Regions from separate parts of the Homo sapiens genome. Here regions 2 and 3 are each linked to region 1. The links are chromatin loops, found by intact Hi-C in ENCODE. Cell type or tissue: HCT116. All regions are shown on one strand. Links, peaks and the distances in the headings refer to the core of each region. The heading gives the core; the rest is flanking DNA.

Region 1 (7,608 bases), core at 1,435-6,434:
TGAGCCAAGATCACACCACTGCACTCCAGCCTGGGCAAAACAGTGAGACTCTGTCTCCAAAAAAAAAAAATAAAATAAAACTGGATGCTTTCTTAATAAGGAAGAAAGCCCAGCAGATAGTGACTGTACCTTCCTCCCCTCCTTCCTTACCATCCTCCCATCTCATTTCTCTTAGAAACAGGGATTTCCCTGCCAATACAAGGTCTGTTTAGTTATCTTAAAATCTCAAAGGAAGTAATGGCTCCTCCTCTCAATAACGTTCCAGACCCTCAGTAGAGATATACAAACAATCTTTTCTAAGTTCCTCATCACTCTCTAGGAAGAGATAAGAGCCCACGTTTGATCAAGCTAAACTAGTTAGATGGCCTCAGATATCTTTTGCAAAATGTTGACAGTTCAAAAACTTTACTTAGAGCTTTTTCTACCTATTTTATTGTCACTTCTGTGATAAATGTAATACTAGTGACACAGAATGACTCAGTACTAGTGTCATTATTGTCGTCAGTTGAATTTTTATTTCTTCTTAGTCTCTGTAAGCCTAGGCCTTTTGGCCTCTCTGCTTGTTTTTATGGTGGTCACAGAAACCGTTAGTATTAGATGGGGCAGAGGGAGCTTTAAGTGTTACTCTCTCATGGGCCGGGTGCAGTGGCTCACGCCTGTAATCCCAGCACTTTGGGAGGCCGAGGCGGGCAGACCACTTGGAGTCAGGAGTTCGAGACCAGCCTGGCCAACATGGTGAAACCCCACTCTACTGAAAATACAAAAATTAGCCAGGCTTGTTGGTGGGTGCCTGTAATCCCAGCTACACGGGAGGCTGAGGCACGAGAATTGCTTGATCCCAGCAGGTGGAGATTGCAGCGCCACTGCACTCCAGCCTGGACAATAGAGTGAGGCACTGTCTCAAAAAAAGAAAAAAGAGAGCTACCTTCTCATTATATGGGTGGTTCAATATCATAGTGACTTTAAAAGTGGGCAAGGCCAGTCTAACTGGTGCCAGCGTATATCTCTTTGCTTTCTGCTCAAGGAGGCAATGTTGCATTGCTGTTAAGAGAATGGGCTCTGGAATCAAAGCCCAGCTCTGAAACCTTCTAGCTCGTCGATCTGGAACAAGGTACTTAACTTTTTTAAGCCCTAGAGTCCTTATCAAGTGGGAATAATAATAGTATCTACTTCTCATGGTTATGAGGAAGATTAAATGAAGTACTGTGTGTAATGTGCTTCTTCCATGGTGTCTGACGCATGCCCTACATATGTCAACCATCGACTGTTATACATAGGTCTCTGGTATTAGCAAAAGACTTCTCTGGTTATAATTATTTGCATAACTGGAAAAAATGAACAGTAGGGGTTTTAGCTTTGGTGGATGAGAAAAAGTGTCAGATGCTAAGTGCAAATAGCCTTGGGCTGGGAATGTGGAGATCATCTTAATTCTGCCTCAAACTGTACCACTGAAGGTATAATCACCAGGTCTCTGGGCCTTGATTTCTTCAGTTTTCTTTCTTCCCTATTTGTATACTTTTATTTCCCTTTCTTGTCCTATTGCATTAGCTAGGACTAGTATGATATTGAAAAGCAGTAATGAGAGAGTTCATCCCTGCCTTGTTCCTGACCTGAAAGGGAAAGCTTCTAGTATATCATCATTAAGTATAATGTTAATTGTAGTTTTTTGTAAATGTTCTTTATCAAGTTGGGGGCATTCCTCTCTCTTCCTAGTTTGCTAAGAAGTTTTATCATGAATTGATGTTCAGTTTTCTCAAATGCTTTTTCTGTATCTGTTGATATAATCATGTGATTTTTCTTTTTTAGCCTGTTGGTGTGATAAATTATATTAATTGATTTTTTTTTTAAAGAGACAGGGTCTTGCTCTGTCACCAGACTGAAGTGCAGTGGCCTGATCATAGCTCATTGCAGCCTTGAACTCAGGCTTAAGTGACCCTCCCACCTCAGCCTCCTGAGTATGTAGTACTACAAGTGTGCGTCACCATGCCTGGCTATTTATTTATTTTCTGTAAGGATGGGTTCTCGATATGTTGCTCAGGCTGGTCTCAAACTCCTGACCTCAAGTGATCCTTTTGCCTCAGCCTCCTGAAGCTCTGGGATTACAGATATGAGCCATCATACTTGGACTACATTGATTGATTTTTTTTCTTTTTTTTTTTTTTTTAGACGCAATCTCGCTTTGTTGCCCAGGCTGGAGTGCAGTGGTACGATCTCAGCTCACTGCAGCCTCCGCCTCCTGGGTTGAAGCAATTCATTTGTCTCAGCATCCCGAGTAGCTGGGATTAGAGGTGTGTGCCACCATGCCTGGCTAATTTTCGTATTTATAGTAGAGATGGGGTTTTGCCACATTGATCAGGCTGGTCTCGAACTCCTGACCTCAAGTGATCCGCCCTCCTTGCCCCACTTCGGGAAGTGCTGGGATTACAGGTGTGAGCCACCACACCTGGCCATACATTAATTGATTTTTGAATGCTGATCTGGCTTTGCATTCTGGGATAAATCCCACTTGCTTGTAGTGTGTAATTCTATTTATATATTATTGGATTTGAATTGCTAATATTTTGTTGAAGATTTTTTTCACCTAGGTTCATGAGAAGATTTCTTCAGTTTTAGGATGAGAAGTGTTGTACCTAATCAGCTTTATTGTCCTTTCTAATGCTAGAATTTTGTGAGTCTAGGAATGAGTTATTATTTCATTTTAAATACCTCACTGTGGTAGCTACTAAATAAATATTTGCTAAGTTGAATGGAATCTGCTGACTTTATCTTTGGAATGTAGATGATCTGGTTTTATAATATGGAATTGTAATGAGATAGAAAACAACAGTGATGATTTTTGAGATTAAAAATAAAAGGCATAAAATTCAAAGCCAGAGATATATGGTGGATTGCTTTGCTAAGCTGCCATAAGGAAGTACCATGAGCTGGGTGGCCTAAACACTGACATTTATCATCTCATAGTTCTGGAGGCTAGAAGCCTGGCAAGAATGGTTTCTTCTAGGAACTCTCAAGAGAGAATGGGTTGCTTGCCTTTCTCCTGGCTTGCGGTGGTTTAAGGGCAGTCTTTGGTGCACCTTTGCTTCAGTTGCATTACCCCAATCTCTGCCTTCACCTTCATGTGGTGTTTGTGTGTGTGTGTGTGTGTGTGTGTGTGTGTGTGTGTGTGTGTCTAGGCCCGAATTTCCCTTTTATATGAGTCCACCAGTGACAATGAACTAGGGGCCCACCCTACTCTAGTATGACCTCATCTTAACAAGTTACATCTGCAATGTCTATTTCTTATCTCCCTCTCTCTCTTTTTATTTTGAAATGGAGTTTCACTCTTGTTGCCCAGGCTGGAGTGCAGTGGCGCAATCTCGCTCCATGCAACCTCCGCCTCCTGGGTTCAAGTGATTCTCCTGTCTCAGCCTCCTGAGTAGGTGAGATTACAGGTACCAGCTACCACACCCAGCTAATTTTTGTATTTTTAGTAGAGATGGGGCTGCACCACGTTGGCCAGGCTGGTCTCAAACTCCGGACCTCAGGTGATCTGCCCACCTTGGCCTCCCAAAGTGCTAGGATTATAGGCATGAGCCACTGCACCCAGCTGCAACATCTATGTCCAAATAAAGTTGAATTCTGAAGTACTGGGGGGTTAGGACTGTAACATATGAATTTAGGGGACACAATTCAATTCATAGCAAGTGGATTATTCTGTCCTTTCAGTGTAACTACCTGTCTATCCTTCCTTCCTTCTTTTCTTCCATTAAATTTTACTGTGCCATACAGGTGGATGGATAACAGACAGACAATTTTATGAGGAATTGTCTTTATAGAGAGAATGTTCACATTTCACGTAAGTGGCTACTTAATAATTCATAGCAGTTAACCTTTTATTCTGCAGGTTACTTGTAGCTGGCATGGACTTAATACATGTCAACAGTTTGTTTCTGTGTTATTCCATTTTTTTCCCCTTATTGTTGTTCCTCTTATCCTGTTCTTCCTAGCTCTGTTCTGCCCCCTCAGATCCACTTAATTTGCCTTTCCCTGAACATTTCACAGTAGCTAGTTCTGCCACCAGATGGTGTGCAAGGATTAGGAAAATAATTGAAATATGTTGGCCAGTGTCTTTTCAACATTTTATTTCAGGAAAAAGGCTGACATGACAGGCCTACCTGAGATTCTGAGATTGACAGCAGGCCAAAAATGACATTCTGAGATTGTGGAGATTTAAATTTTTTATGTAAATTTTCCTCTCATTTATCATGGAAACCTGAGCTGGCAATCTTGAGGGGAAAAAAAACCTATGACATTTGATGTATATATGTAAATGAGAGACTTTGACCTCAGAATAGATTTGACAGTAATATTCGGCTGAGATATAGAAGCGAGGTTCTTGGGTCAGAGGACCACTTCCTCAAATAGGTAGTCTCAGAAGCCACAGAAAGGAGAAATCTCTTGAGCCAAGCAAAGCTGTAGAGTGTTAGTGCGATGAGGGACTCCAGCTATCATCTGATTCAGCAGCCTCAAATGAGGCCTGCAGCCAAACAGAGCTTGCAGACCACATCCACACACAGTGTGCTTTGTTTAGCTTGAACAAGGTTTTATTTTATTTTATTTTATTTATTTTTTTGAGACGGAGTTTTGCTCTTTGGCCCAGGCTGGAGTGAAGAGGTACGATCTCAGCTCACTGCAACCCCTGCCCCCCGGGTTCAAGTGATTCTTCTGCCTCAGCCTCCCAGGTAGTTGAGATTGTAGGCACCTGCCTATAACCATGGCCGGCTAATTTTTGTATTTTTAGTAGAAACGGGGTTGTGCCATGTTGGCCAGGCTGGTCTCGAACTCCTGATCTCAGGTGACCCACCTGCCTCAGCCTCCCAAAGTGCTGGGATTACAGGCGTGAGCTGTGTCAGCCTGAACAAGGTTTTATTATTATTAATTGACAACGTTAAGACAACTCCAATATTTCACCTAATCATCCAGATTTCAGGCTTTTGGGAAAAAAATCTGAAGACTTAGCAACAGTGATTGACATGTTTTTCTTGGCCACACTTGACTATGGCAGAGCTGTGGCTGCGGCTTTCGTTGGAGCTTGTGATTCATAGTTGCTGCTCTCTCCTCCACCCCCTATTGTATGATGCTGATCTTTACCCTTATTTAATATGTTACCTGCCTCTGCCAAGCCTGTGAAAGGCATTTGGATATGAAGACATGAGGTCTGGAGAGAGAGACGAGGGAAGTTGGTTCAGGCCACACCTGCCTTCCGATCCCCACTAACTGGTGCTATGACTGTGCGTAGAAACTGGTGGGAAAAGAGTGAAAGTGATTCACCTTAGAGGAGTAATGCAGTACAATTAAGGAATCAGCAGGGAAGGTGAAAACTCAAAATTCAAAATTCTGCTGCTGCCACTCAATGATAGAAAAAGTCGTTAGAGGGCCAGGCGCCGTGGCTCATGCCTGTAATCCCAGCACTTTGGGAGGCCGAGGTCGGTGGATCACCTGAGGTCAGGAGTTCAAGATCAGCCTGGCCAACGTGGTGAAGCCCAGTTTCTACTAAAACTACAAAAATTAGCTGGGCGCAGTGGCGGGCACCTGTAATCCCAGCTGCTTGGGAGGCTGAGGCGGGAGAATCGCTTGAACCTAGGACGTGGAGGATGCAGTGAGCTGAGATTGCGCCACTGCACTCTAGCCTAGGTGACAAGAATGAAACTCCATCTCGAGAAAAGAAAAAGGATGCTAGAAGAATACACACCCATAAGTGAAAAAATGGGGAACCCTGAAGTAAACACCTTACAGGGAACTTGAATAAATACATGATCAGAAGACCATTGGTCAGTGGTCAAGAGAAAAAGAAAGGAACTCCAGATTACTCATCTCTAAGTATATCCCTGCTGTTTCTGGGATAAACTTATTATTTAAATAATAATAATGGAAAGGTGACTGATGAGACCAGGCGATTAAGGAGACAAGGTAAGTAAGTCAGCTAGACAGCAAATAGTTTGTTGTTTCCCAAGAATGTCCTTCTGGGGTACCTGTGAAATGGCTGTCAGAGGCTCTTCCCATCAGAACATGGAAACTGTTAGTGAAATAAATAATGGGGTAGTAATGGGATGATTCTGAATGGGGAAGCAGAGATTGTTTTTGCCTGCCTTGATGAAGATAAATGGGAGTATAAATGTGAGGGGCTGGCCCCTGGATAATTTATTTTATATTAATTAATTTTTTTGAGATGGAGTCTCTCTGTGTTGCCCAGGCTGGAGTGCAATGATGCGATCTTGGCTCACTGCATCCTCCACCTCCTGGGTTCAAGCGATTCTCCTGCCTCAGCCTCCCGAGTAGCTGGGATTACAGATGCCTGCCACCGCGTCTGGCTAATTTTTGTATTTTTAGTAGAGAAGGGCTTTCGCCATGTTGGCCAGGCTGATCTCGATCTCTTGACCTCAGGTGATCTGCCCACCTCGGCCACCCAAAGTGCTGGGATTACAGGCGTGAGCCACCGTGACTGGCCTGGGTAATTTATTAATGATTACAGACATTTACTGAATGCTCATTCTTTGCTGGACTCTACACTATAGAGGTTGACATATGTAATATCATTTTGTTCTCCCAGCATCACTGAGGTCCTTATCATTGTTTTTCCTATTTTGTTGATAAGGAGACTACAAAGATCAGGTAACTTTTTCACATCGACTTAGCTCATAAATGACAGAGCCGGGATTTAAATACAAGCTCTCAAGCTACTGATTACCAAAGTTTTCCCACTTAACAATCAAGCTATTCCACTGCCTCCTGGCGCCTCCTGGCCCCTTCTGCCTGGCCTAGTGATAAATGCCCAGCAGGCCCTGGATGAAATCCGGAACAGTGATTGAGTTACACCATTTTGGCTGGATGGCATGCAGCAAGCTTGAAAAAGCTAACATTTAAATTTGTGGAATGTAACATTTGTTTCAAAGGGTCGCTAAATTAGAAGACTGGCAGATGTCAGTGAATCTTCATCCTAAGAACATGTGTAAAAAGTGTCTGGGAAACTTCCGTCTGGCAAATCTTATTTCTACCCAGAGCATGCTGGTAAAATCTATACTAAGGATACATTACAAAAGGCTTCAGCAGATGGCCTTTATAAATTTTTAAAATTTTTTTTTAATTTTTGAGATGGAGTTTCTCTCTTGTTGCCCAGGCTGGAGTGCAGTGCCTCAATCTCGGCTCATCGCAACCTCTACCTCCTGGGTTCAAGCAATTCTCCTGCCTCAGCCTCCTGAGTAGCTGGGATTACAGGCATGTGCCACCACGCCCGGCTAATTTTGTATTTGTAGTAGAGATGGGGTTTCTCCATATTGGTCAGCCTGGTCTCCAACTCCTGACCTCAGGTTATCCGCCCACCTTGGAAGTGTTGGGATTATGGGCGTGAGCCACTGCGCCTGGCCTGCAGATGGCCTTTTTAGGGAGAAGGCAGCTTGGCTTCTGGAAGAGGGAACTGGATTTGGCTGGAGTCCTTTGAGAAGGTGAATATGCCATGCTGCTGAAGAAACAGTGAACGTCCCTCCTTTCCACTTTTCAGAAAGCCCCTCGGATGGGGGTTCAGACGCAAGGGAGAGGGGTTGAGAGGGAGTAGCCTTGGAAAGATAGTCT
Region 2 (7,608 bases), core at 917-5,916, 490 kb after region 1:
TTCAGTCGTTTATTCTTACCCTCATGTCTTAAGTAATACCTGAATGTATTCTCTTCAGTTGAATTATCTGAATAGAATGTTTTTTCCTGCTAGGAAAAATGCAAACCTCGGTAGATTATTTCATTTTATGCAAAGGTCATGAAATCAAATGCCTATGTGGACTAAACAGGAACCACAACTACATGACACAGCCAAAGATGACATAATAGAAAATGGTGGGATTTATGAAAATGGGAAGGTATATACCTTCTTTTCTTTTTTTTAAACGGAGTCTCACTCTGTGGCCCAGACTGGAAAGCAATGGCGCGATCTTGGCTCACTGCAACCTCCGCCTCCTGGGTTCAAGCAATTCTCCTGCCTCAGCCTCCTGAGTAGCTGGGATTACAGGCGCCCACCACCGCACCTGGCTAATTTTTGTATTTTTAGTAGAGACGGGGTTTCACCATGTTGGCCAGGCTGGTCTTGAACTCCTGACCTCAGGTGATCCACCCGCCTCAGCCTCCAGAAGTGCTGGGATTACAGGCATGAGCCACCATGCCCAGCCAGATACATGCCTTCTAAATCCATTCCTATTCAACTTTTTTTCTACAAGAATATAAACCTGAAGGTAGTCTGGGCGCAATGGCTCACACCTGTAATCCCAGCACTTTGGGAGGCCCAGGCAGGTGGATCACAAGGTCAGGAGTTCAAGACCAGTCTGGCCAAGATGGTGAAACCCCGTTTCTACTAAAAATACAAAAATTAGCCAGGCGTGGTGGTGGGCACCTGTAATCCTAGCTACTCAGGAGGCTGAGACAGAGAATTGCTTGAACCCGGGAGGCAGAGGTTGCAGTGAGCTGAGATTGCACCACTGCACTATAGTCTGGGCGACAGAGTGAGACTCCATCTCAAAAAAAGAAAAAAAAACTGAAGGTAGCCAACTAGAGATCACTGAATCGGGACATGAAAAGCCACGTAAGGGATTTGGTCTCATATCAATATAGAGTTTCTGAAGACCAAGATTATCTAGAACATGGAGTGGTTTAGGATTAGTTCACCAATAAAACCAAATTCTAGCTTAGTTAATATTGGCATTTTCCATGCTATAATTCTTGGTATATAAAACATGAACTAATTTTAGGCTGGAGAAGGAACACTAGAAAGAAAATATGTGTCGAAGGACTGACATATCAGTCTTTTGTAATGTGACTACCAAAACTGTTTCAAATCACTCTCATACACACTTATCTCATAAGCATAATGATTATTTCAGATTCCTAAGAAAAGGAGACCTTTGATGATCTACTGTAGTTAATCACCAAACTAAAAATAATACACTAATTTTCTAGTAGTAGCTTGTATTAAAGAGACACAAAGTGATGGAGCATGGCTCTTTAATACGAGCTACTATTGGATAATTAATTTATTCTTAATTAAAATATTAATCAATAAAAATGAAAATACAAGGTATTTTCAGGTTAATTCCTGAAGTCTGGGCAGATGGCTGCACTGAACTCGCTCAATAGCAGCATCACGTTCCAACATCCTTGGAATCTATTGATGTGGTTTGCTGCAGGTCAGTTGGATTTAGGCCAGATACATAGCTGATATCCATTGGAAGAGCTCCTATGATAGGCTTTGTGGGGCCAAGGCAAGCACTGTACCCATCCATCAATATTTCTCTTTCTAGTGCATCATGTCCATCCTCACACAAAGATTATTGTAATATCTTCCATCTTAAAAACAACTTCCATGACCTGAAAATTTCCTTTAATTACTGGACCGAATCTCTGCTCCCTTTCATAACAAAAATTTCTCAAAAAAAGTCTATATGATGGCACCATTCTCCTTCACTTCTCTTTGAACCATCTCTAATCAAAGATTTATCCCCACTGCTCTCAGGCTTGGCCAGACAATTATATGTGTCAGAGGACAGTTGAAAACCCGAGTTTATATAAGGGAAATGCGGGAGTCCAAAAAAAGACGCTCTTCCTTCTCAGTGCTAGTAAGAAACCTTTTGTTTCTGGTAAATAATTTTTTCTATGCCTATTACAATCTCATAAATATTTATGATCAATCTCTTTGTTTATTTAAACACAATAACAATGTTTATATCAGAGATCTAGAACTTTATATGGCTTGATATAAAAACATTTGGTCAGACAGGTCTTGGAACATAATTTCAGTAATCAAGACATCCAATTTAGTTCCTCGATCTCAATAGTTCCAAGATAGAAGTGTATGAAAAGACAAATTACAGTTTGTAATTTCTCACCCAACTTTGCATGTGTTGTCACTGAAATTACTCCTGTCAAGTTTACTAATGACACCCACACCACCAAATCCAATGGTCAGTTTTCTGGTTTTTACTTTATTTCACCTAGAAGCAGCCATTTAGTCACTGATACAGTTCATCTGTATCTCCTATCTTTACTTAGTTTCTGGGTTTCTTTCCACCTCACTGTGTGTACTCCCTGAGTCTCCTTTGCTAGATCTTACTCATTTTCTTAATTTCCACCTGTTGGGGTGCCTTAGAAACTTCTTCTCTGTCTTTAGTCATTCTCTACATAATTTTATCCAGTTGCATGGCTTTAAATATTATCAAGATTCTCCCAATCAGCTAATTTCAACTCCAAACACTCTCTGTAACTAACTCATATCCATCTCCACTTGAACATCTAATAAACATCTTAAAATCAACTTGACAAAAGCAGAGTTCCTGATTGTCCACCCCCAAAAATCCCATTCCGTCTCAGCATTCCCCATCTCAGTAGTTGGCATATTCATTCACTCACTGGTTCAAGCCCCAGATCTTAAAGACATCATTCTCTCTCTCACACTCTACACAAATTTTATTTTGTTCATTGTTATATCATCAGTATCTACAATATAGCCTGACAAGTTTTAGTAGCATCATAATGACTGCTCTCTAGTTTCTGAATATATCATTTCTACTATGTATCCACAGGTAATTCTGCTCTCTTTGATTCTGATATGGGTTGGCTGTGTCCCCACCCAAATCTCATCCTGATTTGTAGTTAGCATAATCTCCAAGTGTGGGGGGAGGGACCTGGAGGGAGATAATTGAATCATGGGGTCAGTTATCCTCATGCTGTTTTGGTGATAGTGAGTGAGCTCTCTGAGATCTGATGGTTTTACAGTGGGTTTTCCCCCTTTACGCAGCACTTCTCCTTGCTGCCACCATGTGGAGAAGGATGTGTTTGCCTCCCCTTTCACCATGATTGTAAGTTTCCTGAGGCCTCCCCCCAGCCATGCGGCATTGCGAGCCAATTAAACCTCTTTCTTTTATAAATTACCCATTCTCAGGCAGTTCTTTATAGCAGCATGAGAATGGACTAATACAGAGCTTATTCAGATTATCTGTAAAATGAGAGTAGTACCTGTCTGTATTGGTAGCATATCTCTTGGTTACAAGTAATAGGTAACAAATCAACAAGTTTAAGGAAAAAAAAAAGATGCATTTACTGGAAGGATACAGTATCTCATGAACCAATATCAGTTTAAGGCTGAAAACAGGAACTTGAAGCCATCAGAAGACAAGTCTTCATCTTTGTGTCTCAACTGTGCTTCTCTACACTGATCTGCTGCAATCTTTTCCCTCTGCAGAACCACTTCTCTGCTTCTCTTTTACTCAAGGAACTAGTCAAGAATGCCATCTTTATACCAAATATAAATTAGTAGGATGCAAAATTTAATTGCCATCCATTCAAGTTGTGATCCATTTTTCATTCGTTCAGTCATTTGAGTCAAAGGAACAGCTTCATGCAATAAAAATGTAACCATGGTGTTAAATTGTACTTCAAAGCTACAAGCAGAAAGCAATTTTATTCTATCTCACCACTGCTGCCTTAATCCCACTCCATGAATCATTGCTTCCCACCTGGGAGAAAACTGGAGAAAATTTCATGTCTTTTCTGATGACTTACAGATATTAAAATGTTCAGTGTAATTTAATATCAAACTCTAAAACTCACTTCTAATTTAAAATTTCTCCATTCTCTCTTCCTATCTTCCCTTACTTTCTTGTCCTTTAGCTGCTGTTTCTTGTTCCTCCTTAGTCAGCTGCAGAGGTGAAGAAGAATTAGTGGGAAAGAGAAGAATCTTCTTGACATTACAATCTGACTTTGGAAGTGGTAGGTGTCTACTCTCAAAGAGTGCTTTTTGGGTTCTTTGATGATCCAACCTCACAGGAAAACTACCCCAGCACAGGAACTATCTATAGTCTCTCCCTCAAACCCTGGTTCCCAGCAGTGCAGCCATCTAGATAGGCCTCTGTATTAGTCAGGGTTCTCCAGAGTAGGAGATATATATGTGGGTGGGTGAATAGATAGATAGATAGATAGATAGATAGATAGATAGATAGATAGATAGATAATAGACAGATAGATGGCTTTATTGTAAGGAATTGTCTCACATGATTATGGAGGCTAAGTTCCAAGACCTGCAGTCAGCAGAGCAAATGGTGTAAGATTCAGTTAGAAGACTGGCAGGCTCAAGACCCAAGAAGAGCCAATTTTTCAGTTTGAGTCTAAAGGCAAGCAAACACCAATGTCCAATTCCAGCAGTTAGGCTGAAGGAGTTCCCTCTTATTTAGCGTTTTTGTTCTATTTGGGTCTTCAACTGGTTGGATGAAGCCCACTCACACTGGGGAGGGACATCTTCTTTACTCAGTCTACAAAATCAAATGGTAACACTTTCACAGATACATCAAGAATAATGTTTGACCAAATGTCTGGGCACCCTGTGGCCCAGTCAAGTTGACACATAAAATCAATCATCATAGCCTCTTAGGTGGAGGCTCCTTTAAGATAATTACAGTCCTGCTATTATCATTGATCCATTGGTTTGAAGGAAAATCCTACATTCTTAGCTTGCCACTGATACATGTTGCTGTGGTTTAAATATTTGTCCCTTTAAAACGATGTTGACATTTAAATCCCCAATGTGACAGTATTAAAAAGGGAGAACTTTATGAGGTGATTGGGTCATGAAGGCTCTGCCCTCATGAATGGATTAATCCATTCATAGATTAATGGATAATTGGATTGTCATGGAAGTGGGACTCGTGGCTTTACAGAAAAATGAAAAGACACTTGAGAAGCACGCTCTGCTCCCTTGCCATATGATGCCCTGTACCACCTTGGGACTCTGCAGAGAGTCTCCACCAGTAAGCAGGTCCTCAACAGATGTGCCCCACACAACCTTGGACTTCTCAGCCTTCACACGTGTAAGAAATAAATTCCTTTTTAAAAATAAATTACTCAGTTTTAGATATTCTGTTATAAGCAACAGAAAATGAACTAATGCATATGTGCAACTTAATTTACACCCAGAGAATCCCTTCCTACATGCTCTGCTATCAAAGCAGTTCCAGCTAGCCTCTCATGCTCAGACATCTGAAGATGAAGTCAAGCAGCTGTCCTTGTATCTAGCCCTGGAGACACACCTGTTTCTCCAAGTGGTTCCATAAGTGTGCCCTTCATCTGGGGAGCAGAGAGTGTTTCAATAAGAACTCTCTTCAAAGGGGTTTCCACCATTAATCTCCCCCCTAAATAAGTTCTTCATTTTAAGAAAATAATACCTGGGGCTAAAATATGGGAGTTGCAGAACCAGTTTCAGGCTACCCCCTTGATAATGCTTCACTGGTGACCTGGCACTGTATTTTAGAATGTGGAAATTAGCTTGGTACTATTGTTCTCTGCTTTGGGTCTCCAGATGAAACTTCTAAAGCATGCTTCAGACATAGCTTTCCCTTTAGAGTAGAAGTGCCATTATTAGAGAAAGAGAATTGTGAGTTACTTATAAATTCACTCTAAATTTATTTTCACACCTTTCTGCTTATATTATTGAGTTCCTATGAGGATCCAATTGGACAACTGGTGTGAAAACTGTAAAACAGAATACACATGTTTTAATCAAGTTCAAAACTAGTTTCCCAGTTCTAAAGGTACATTTAAGGGTAATCTTTTCCCTTTAAGTGAGCCCTTCATTACAGAGAATAAATAGATACAACATAAGAGAACAAAAGAGGACAGTCTCCTAAGGCTACTTCTGCCACCCCAGAATTTGGGGAGCAGCGGAATTATAATTCTCACCACTCCAGGCACGAAATATTCAGGATCATGGAGAGAAATGGAGGCTTCTTGGTATTACTCCAGCTGCTTGTGTGTTCAGCAAAGGTAGGAGCAATGTCATAGACTAAACTTAGGCCCTATAACCCCAGGCTGCTGCCTCAGGAATGAACCCGCTTTTCTTCCCTTTATGGGATAACTGAGTGTAAGCTTAGCACTTATCAAGGGTGGCTACACACATATAAGCCAAGAAACCCAATGACCCTTCCATTTTACCTCACCATAACCAATTACACCATTACAATTCAGTTATGATATTTTCATTGATATTTCAATTACTGCACTGTAGTAAAGTTCTACCACATTCCTGATAACATAAGTTTACAAGCTCTATGGAAGTTAGGAGACAACCTGGTGACTAAAGGAATAAACTCTCAGTCCACAGTAGCTTTTTCTTGGAAATCTACATTTCAAAAAGGAAGATTATCCAGAGAACCCTACCAAATCAACATGTAGGTAGGTAATACTACTGTGGCACATTTTATAACTACATTGTCACTTCCTCAGAAGGAATAGGTTCAGTATTTTCAGTGTTGTTTTTGTTTTTTCTAGTGGTATTAATAGTACTTAATACAAACATTATTTCATAATATACATGCATTTACAATTTTTAAAGTGACCCTATTATATTCAATGAAACAACATGACCTAAACACCAGAAGTGGCAGACACTTTTGTAGGTGATAGGGATTATATTAGTCAGGGTTCTTTAGAGAAACAGAACTAATAGGATAGATGTATATATGAAGTGCAGTTTATTAAGGAGTATTGACTCACACCATCACAAGGTGAAGTTGCATGATAGGCTGTCTGCAAGCTGAGGAGCAAGGCAGCCAGTGCGAGTCCCAAAACCTCAAAAGTAGGGAAGCCAACAGTGCGGCCTTCAGTCTGTAGCCAAAGGCCCAAGAGCCCCAGACAAACCACTGGTGTAAGTTCAAAAGTCCAAAAGCTGAAGAACTTGGAGTCTGATGTTCAAAGACAGGAGGCATCCAGCACAGGAGAAAGATGAAGGCCTGAAGACGCATCAAGTTGGCTTCTCCCATCTTCTTCTGCCTGCTTTATTGTAGCTGTGGTGGCAGCTGATTGGATAGTGCCCACCCACATTAAAGGTGAGTCGGCCTCTGTCAACCCACTGACTCAAATGTTAAGCCCCTTTGGCAACACCCTCACAGACACACCCAGGAACGATACTTTGTATCCTTCAATCAAGTTGACACTTAATATTAACCATCACAAGCCCACCCCTTGTCAACTTGAACCCATACACATCTCCTGAAATTATATATAATCTTCAAATAAAGACAATTTTAAGATCATCATTACACCTAACAATATAGCTATTCTTGTACAACTGAAAGCACACTAATCCTTAACCTAAATGATATTACATAAAGTTAACAACACTTGAATGCTGATATGAAGTCAGTAAATCTTATGCAACATGATAAAGGAAAATAAAGTTAACAAAATGATGATC
Region 3 (7,608 bases), core at 917-5,916, 190 kb after region 1:
AGTGGTCCCTTTAAGCAAAACTGAGAGTGTCATCCCAAGTCTCCAGAAACTCAACAAAGGACCTCTGTCCCCAGTTTCCTGATTTCAAACCCAGTCACTGCTCTATGTTCTACTCATCACTGAATCCTCCTTTTCAGAGTGATCATTTAAATGCTTCTCTCTTACTAGATCTTGGGAACTGGGGACAACAGGACCAGGCCTGGTAGTCAATGCAGGATACCAGGAGGCCCAGCGCCCACCCCTAACCCTCTGACTGCCTAGGAATGGGGATTAGTCTACTTATTTTTTCCTCTCCTTTGATCAAGGGTTAGTTGGTATAGAAAAAAGAATGTTGCAATCTCAAAATGTGCTAGGCCCTTATTTATTAAAGTATCCTATTTAACAGCCACCACCCCCCAACATCCTTATGAGGGTAGAAACTATTATTAAGTGGTGTCACCAGAAATCAAATCTAGATCATCTGACCACAGGTCACTTGCATCTATTCATGACCCTCTCTAAGCTTCAGTTTCCTCATCAACAGAATGGTAATGATATTAGCTTGAACCACATGAACTTGCTATATTCGATCATTTTCTAAATCTAAAAATGGCAAGTTAACATAGTTCAACATGTAATATTCCCAATAGGTTGAGTGTAAAGATATAGTAATTGTAAACGGTGTGACATATAGTCAACTTAATAAACATTAGCTATTCTCATGATCACATACCCTTCGTTTTGCCACTTTATCTTTCCACATCCAAGAAATCCTGAAAAGTCATTAGCTGAGTGTCCTATTGTGACTACTTGATGAGAGCTATGAGAACTTAATTCCAAAGCCCCAAGATCAGGAATATCCTAAAAACATAGAATGTCTTGGCCTCTGGCAAGTATCTGTTTGGTCCCTTTCTCTCTCTCTCTCTCTGTCTTAAAAAAAAGAAGACCCCTTCTTTGACTTGATTTGTTATCTTTGGGTGCAAGAGACATAGTAAACCCCTGGAGCATGTAGTGTCTTCTAGAGCAGCACAGGTGTGGGGACAGGCTCCAGACACAGAGATAAGGCTCTAAAACACCCACATACCCTGTGGGTCACGTTCAGGGTCCGGGAGCAGCCTGCTCTTCTCTTCGGACAACTGAAGAAAGCTCTGCGTAAAGCTGCAGACTTGCTGAGAGATTGAGATGAAGCAAATGCTTCTATTCTTTCTTTGTTTTTCTTTGAGACAGGATCTCGCTCCATTGCCCAGGCTGCAGGCTGGAGTGCAGTGCTGTGAACATGGCTCACTGCAGCCTCAATCTTCTGGGTTCAAGCGATCCTCCTGCCTCAGCCTCCTGAGTAGCAGAGACTAGAGGTGCATGCTGCCATGTCTGGTTAATTTTTATTATTATTAATTTTTGTAGAGATGGGGTCTCTACATGATGCCCAGGCTGGTTTTGAACTCCTCAGCTCAAGGAATCTTCTTGCCTCGGTCTCCAAAAGTGCTGGAATTACAGGCATGAGCCACCACACTCAGCTGCTTCCAATCTTTTCCTGGCCAGCTTCCATCCATTTTAGACACTCAAGTTCAAAGGTTCCCTGCTATCTAAAATCTCCAGCCCTCCTATGCAACACTAATCATGGTCTCTCTCCAGCCACTGGTCCCTTGTCTTCCCATTTATCACAGCCTGCTATGATGTGTGATATGGTTTAGATGTTTGTCCCCTCCAAATCTCATGTTGTGGTGTAATCCCCAATGTTGGAAGTGAGGCCAGGAGGACTGGATCATAGAGATGGATCCCTTATGAATGGTTTAGTACCAGCCCCTTGGTAATAAGTGAGTTCTCCCTCAGTTCATGTGAGACCCGGTTATTTAAAAGTCTGCCCACACAAACCTGCTGCCACTCCTGCCGTGTGACATGCCTGCTCTTATTTCACCTTCCACTGGGACTGTAAGCTTCCTGAGGTCCTCACCAGAAGCTAAGCAGATGTTGGTGCCATGCTTGCACAGCCTGCAGAAGCGGGAGACAATTAAACCTCTTTTCTTTATAAATTACACAGTCTCAGGTCTTCCTTTATAGTAATGCAAAACAGCCTATGCAATGGGTATAGATATTTTCCTCACTAGGCTCCACATGAACAGCCCTTGAATTTTATTTGCTTTGTGTTGTCAGTGCCTGATGCAAGTCTTGGTGAAAATAAAAGGTCAATAAATATGTCATAATGATAATAGCACTATATTTATCGAATGCTTATTGTTCTGATTGAAGTCACACAAAACCCTATGAGGTAACTGCTATTATGATTTCCATTTTATAGAGGAGAGAGAGCAGAAGAACAAAGACAATAAATAAATAGCTTGAGGCTCCACAGCTAGGAAGAGGAAGAGGCAGGTGCAAACCCAGGCACCTGGTTTGGCACCAGAATGTGCCCATTAACTGACTCTCTGTCTCTTTTAATACGTGGATGATTCTTGACTTTTGGCTAAGATAAAGAGTAATGAAGCCGAGTTTAGAAGAAAGGGATTCACCATTGTAGGAAAAAAACCACAGGATTTTAATCTCCTTGTTGTTGTTAAAAGACCCAAGTCCTACTTCAGCTGGTGGATGCTAGCCAGACAGACGCAGACAGTTTAGAGATGTTAGGGTTTAGGTCCGGAAATAAATACCCCAAAGGGAATCTGAAGGGGCACATTCACTCAGAACCCTCTAACTGGCTTAGTAGCCAAGAGGTCTGGGGGCCTTGGAGATAGTCGTCATGTCGGGGTTTGCGTCTGAGGCCCCCGCCCTGGTTCCTCCGAAACCGGCTGCATCACCAGCATCGTGTAGTTCTCCCATCAGGAAAAGACACAAAAGCATCATGACATTTAAAGCCTTGTTCCTGAGTCTCATTAGGGCAGAGCCCGAGGATGACTGTAATGAACGGCTGCGCCTCTGTGAATGTGTAATGTGCAAACTGCTCCCGCCGTGCCCCTCCATGCGGGGCTGTGCGGAGACACTGATGATTAAAACCGTGAACCTGGCCTTGGGCTGAGGAGGCGGTGGCTCAGGCCTGGAGGAGGCGTTCACTCTCATTCATTTCTGCTGCTGATTCCCCGGAGCGGCTCAGCCCCGGCGGAACATGACTCATCGTATTCCCTGTAGCCGTGTGTGTTTTGACTTAAAATCCTTCCGTCTGACGCCAAGCCCTGCTGAAGTCAAGGGAGCCAGAAGCAGACTCCCAGAAGAAACTCCACCTCCGCCGGCTTGACAGAGAAACAGGCTTCTAGCAGTTACGCAAACACTTGCGTTTCTTTTCTTTTTCAGTCTAATGGAGGAGAGGCTGCAAATGACTCGGTTTGCGATGGCGTCCAGCAATCAATTCTAATCACATCAGTAAAAAGGAAATTATTATGTTTTAAGGTTGGTTACAATGTTAAAATTCAGGCATGGCAAGCCCTGTTTCAGTGAATTCCCAGGGACTGGGAGCTGAATAATAATCAGGGAAGGCAACTGCAGAGTGCCTCAGACCTTCCAACGCGTTTCTACAACTATTATATAATTGAATCCTTGCAGCAACTCTCTGAGGCCTCAGCCTAGGTAATGTTACCCTCATTTGACAAATGAACAAACCGAGGCCCAGGGAGGTTAAGTAATTTGCCTAAGGTCACACAGCAGACCCAAGCCCAGTTTTCTACCTTCTGCTGTACATAACTCCTGCCTATTGAATATGTTCTGAGGCAAGTTTTGCTGTGGAACTAAAGTGTTAAAACACACACACACGCACAACGTTTTTGGTCACTGAATTTTTTTTTTTTTTTTTTGAGACAGGGTCTCACTCTGTTGCCCAGGCTGGAGTTCAGTGGCATAATCACAGTTTACTGCAGCCTCAACTTCCTGGCTCAAATGGTTCTCCCACTTCAGCCTCCCGAGTAGCTGGGACTACAGTTGTGTGCCATCATATCTGGCTAATTTTTAAAAATTTTTTGTAGAAATGGGGTCTCTCTATGTTGCCTGGGCTGGTCTTCAACTCCTAAGCTCAAGTGATCTCCTGCTTCAGCCTCCCAAACTGCTAGGATTATAGGTGTGAGCCACAGTGCCCTGCCTGCTCAATGAATCTTGAGAACCCTTGGAGACAGGAAGAAGAGAGAGGTGAGAATACACAATCAAGAGTTTTGGACTCCAAAATGGGAATTAGGCCTCACCCAAGATTGAACTACAAGATAATACAAAATTTCTCCCCCCCAAAAAAATTAGTCATTTGAAGTATTACTTTGTTATCTCTAAGCATTATTTGTGCTACTATTTACTTAATTTTTTTGAATATTGAACCTCTTGTTAAGCCTAAATCAAAGAAGGTTTATATCACTGCATCAACTTGAAAATTTTATTGCCTATATAAATGGAAAGAAATTCAAACCCTAAGTTCAATACAACCATAAAGATGTTAATGAATTTCTGGTTAGATCCTGCAGCCTGCAGAAAGCTCAGAGTCTAAGGCCAAAAAGGAGGATTTTCAAGCATCAGAAAGGTGTTCACGCTAGCCTCTGATAGTTTCTTTTTTGTGTAACTAGGAGAATTGCACAAGGAATACATTTCAGACAACTATAGAACTTAATGCTACTTAATGCCATATCTATGCCTGGCAAAAACATTCCAATAGTGTTATGGATATGCTTTTCATATGCTGGGAAACATGCATCTGATTGGCCCCTTGGAGTACAGGAGCACCCAGGAGAAAGCAGGACAAGCTTCTCACTGTCAACTGGTCTTATCTCCTTTCTTTGGGTAAGATTATAACTAAAAGTCTGTCAATATTCATGCTATAGCAATATTCCAAACCAGTCATGTTCAATAGTTATATCAGTCAAGCTGGGCTAGGTTATGTGTGATAACAATTTCTCAAAATCAATTGCTTAAACAACTTTATTTCTTTATTTTCTCACTTTACCTGTTCATGAAAGGTCTGGAAGGTAACTCTGCACATTGCAGCCAATCACAGAGCAAGCTATGTGAGCAACCACCACCTCAAAACTTGCCTGCCTCTGTGGTGAGGGAAAGTGCTCTGGGACATGTCATTCGACTCTAAGCTTATTGGCTAGAACTTGTCACATGGTGCCACCCAATCACAAGAGTTCAGGCGGTGCAATTCTATCATAAGCCCAGGAGGAAGGAGAGCCAGAAATATTTGGTAACCATTACTAAGAGCTACAACAAAATCTCAAGGTCATAGATTCACTTGAGAACCTCTTTACAGTCCTGGAGCTTCCTGCAACAAAAAGCACATGATCACATGTACATAAACACTTGCATTTAATCTCATAGGTTTCAACGGACTTCAGGTTAAAAATCTGTGCTCTAATAATGGGGTAACTGCATGCAAGGGGGTACGGGTTAATTAAGGAAAGTTTTACTGAGAAGATACATCAAATAAAACTTTGTTTTTCTTTTCTTTTCTTTCTTTTTTTCTTTTTTTTGGAGAGAGGCTGGAGTGCAGTGGCAGTGGCATGATCATGGCTCACTGCTATCTTGAACTCTTGGGCTCAAGTGATCCTGCTGCCTCAGCCTCTCAGGTGGTGGTACATGGGCTTACAGGCATGCCGCACTACACCCAGCTAATTAAAAAAAAATTTGTAGAGATGGAGGAATGGAGTATTACTATGTTGCCCAGGCTGTTCTTGAACTCCTGGCCTCAAACAATCCTCCCACTTTAGCCTCCCAAAGCATTGGGATCACAGGTATAGGCCACCATACCCAGTCTCAAGTAAAACTTTTTAAAAGAATCAAAATGGTGGGGAAGAGGGGAAGAACATTTTCAAGGCAAGGAGAATGATGCAGATGAAGATGGGCTGAGAAGATTAAGTATATCTTCTGGTTGAGAAGATTATAGGACCAGCAAAAAATCTAGGGAGGGTGGGAATGCAGAAGTATGAGGGAGCATAAAAAAAATCGGTGGAAGACCTTGAACTATGGAAAGTTAATCCAGCTGGCACCAGTTGAGCAGGGGAGGCTCACGATGGAAAAATGTTGAAAGATAATTTGCTATGGTGTTTAAAGGATGGAGCCCCTTGGCTTGTACTTAGGCATTTAATAGATATTGACTGCTTTTTTTTCCCATTGTCGTTCATTTTTTCCCATTGTCATTTCCCATTAGTTATTCAGTCAGCAGTAGTTCCTGAGTGCTAGTTCAAATTAGAAGTAGGTATTATTTCCCTTAAGGTGCCAACACCTAACTTCCTGCAATAGAAAGGCATGTATGAAAGATTAGTGATAGACACTTGAAAGGCTGGGGAGAGATTTTGAATGGCCAAACGTAAGAGAATGCTAACAGGCTATGAAAATGGATAAACCAGAAAGGGGCAACTGGGAAGAATTGGCAAAGGCTGGGGAAATAAAGGGGTGAGGCAGTGGAGAGGGAGAAAGTACAAGAATAAGCCAAGGAGATAATAGTTCCATGACTGAACTGGAGGGACAAGATTAGAATTAGTTAAGAGAGAACTTTGAGAAGGAGGTAAGGGATTGGAAGGAAATGTGGTCAGTTTGGATCTTGATATGCTTATTTTTAGATATTATTATTATTATTATTATTTGTATGTGTGTGTGTGTGTGTGTGTGTGTGTGTGCTGAAACTCAGGCCTGTAGATGTTACTATTTTTAAGCATTGGTTTGGCTGGGTTTTGGGTACAATGGACTTATGTCCCAGACTTCTTTATGTCCTCAAATACATTAAAGTCATTTGGGAAGAGAGTAATCTAAGAATCCCACAAATAAAAATGCTATAATATATTACAACTATACTAAGTACTAACCAAGAGAAATATTTGGTTCCATGAGAGAATATTCTAGAGAGAATTGGCCGAGTCAGGAAACTCAGAGAAATGAGCTTCCTCAGAAGCAAGATGTTGACTGGGCAAAAGCGGGCGGCTTGGAGGGGTTGGGGAGAACTTTCTAGGCAAGGGGACTGGGATGAAGGATATCCACTCTGAGCTAGATGCTGTTTTCAAGTCTTACATTGAATTAGGCCAAAGACTGTGCTTTGGAGCTGAGGTCCAGCACCATGAATTACGAAGAAAATTTAACAGAACTGTTTCATTTAGAAAAAGCAAACTGGCTGGTGAGGCCTGATTCTGGTGACAGAAAATAGGACCAAGACTTGCTCCACATAGCCTTCCAGGGCAGAACTCAGATCCATGGTGAAGCCACAGGGGGTCATATTTCAGCCCAATACAAGGGGGGAAATACCCACAAAACTTGAGAATAAATTTGCCCAAAGATGGAATAGGGAGCATTGGGAGGTAATGAGTTGCTATTTTTTGGAGGTATTTAAGGAAACTTAATATTATATGCTGGAAGTCTGTTTGTTAGGAATTTGACAGAGCAGATGCAAGCAATGAGCCAGGTTAGAGTGGATGACATTTTATATATCTTTCCAATCATAGCAATCTATGAGCTAATTTGTACTCAGATAAACCCATCTGTATTTATGCAAGAATCAATTTGAAACCTCTATAAAGCCAGGAAGAGATGTTCTTTGCAAACATCAGTAGCGTTTCCATATCGGGAGCAAATAATGGGCTGGTGAGCCAGTCTCTAGGAAGGCTGTCGGAAAAGGTCAAGTGTATTTACATTTATATTTGGTTTTATGCTAAATGAACCCTTCTGGGTGGGGTCTGA

The links. Peaks named below come from ENCODE experiments on the same cell type or tissue, not always from the same donor. Only the 100,000 strongest peaks of a DNase experiment are listed, where the experiment ranks them.
Region 2: it touches region 1 in a loop (5-fold over the local background); 7 of 110 quality-filtered maps call a loop at or near these places.
Region 3: it touches region 1 in a loop (2.8-fold over the local background); 6 of 110 quality-filtered maps call a loop at or near these places.

The regions. Positions count from the first base shown.
Region 1 is chr2:223,794,770-223,802,377 of GRCh38, reverse strand. The region is part of intron 1 of AP1S3 (adaptor related protein complex 1 subunit sigma 3); the gene reads left to right. Among named protein-coding and RNA genes, the nearest start is that of AP1S3, 39 kb to the left of the region's middle. RefSeq lists an enhancer at 4,257-4,306. In HCT116, for the core only: a CTCF peak has its summit at 4,055 (motif pointing right); DNase peaks (open chromatin) are centred at 4,072 and 5,067; H3K27ac peaks cover 5,000 bases.
Region 2 is chr2:223,302,151-223,309,758 of GRCh38, reverse strand. No RefSeq gene overlaps it. Among named protein-coding and RNA genes, the nearest start is that of KCNE4, 250 kb to the right of the region's middle. In HCT116, for the core only: a CTCF peak has its summit at 3,166 (motif pointing left); a DNase peak (open chromatin) is centred at 3,158.
Region 3 is chr2:223,608,707-223,616,314 of GRCh38, reverse strand. No RefSeq gene overlaps it. Among named protein-coding and RNA genes, the nearest start is that of SCG2, 10 kb to the right of the region's middle. RefSeq lists an enhancer at 2,970-3,264. In HCT116, for the core only: no CTCF peak of the experiment used is centred there; a DNase peak (open chromatin) is centred at 3,094; H3K4me3 peaks cover 1,106 bases; H3K27ac peaks cover 2,061 bases.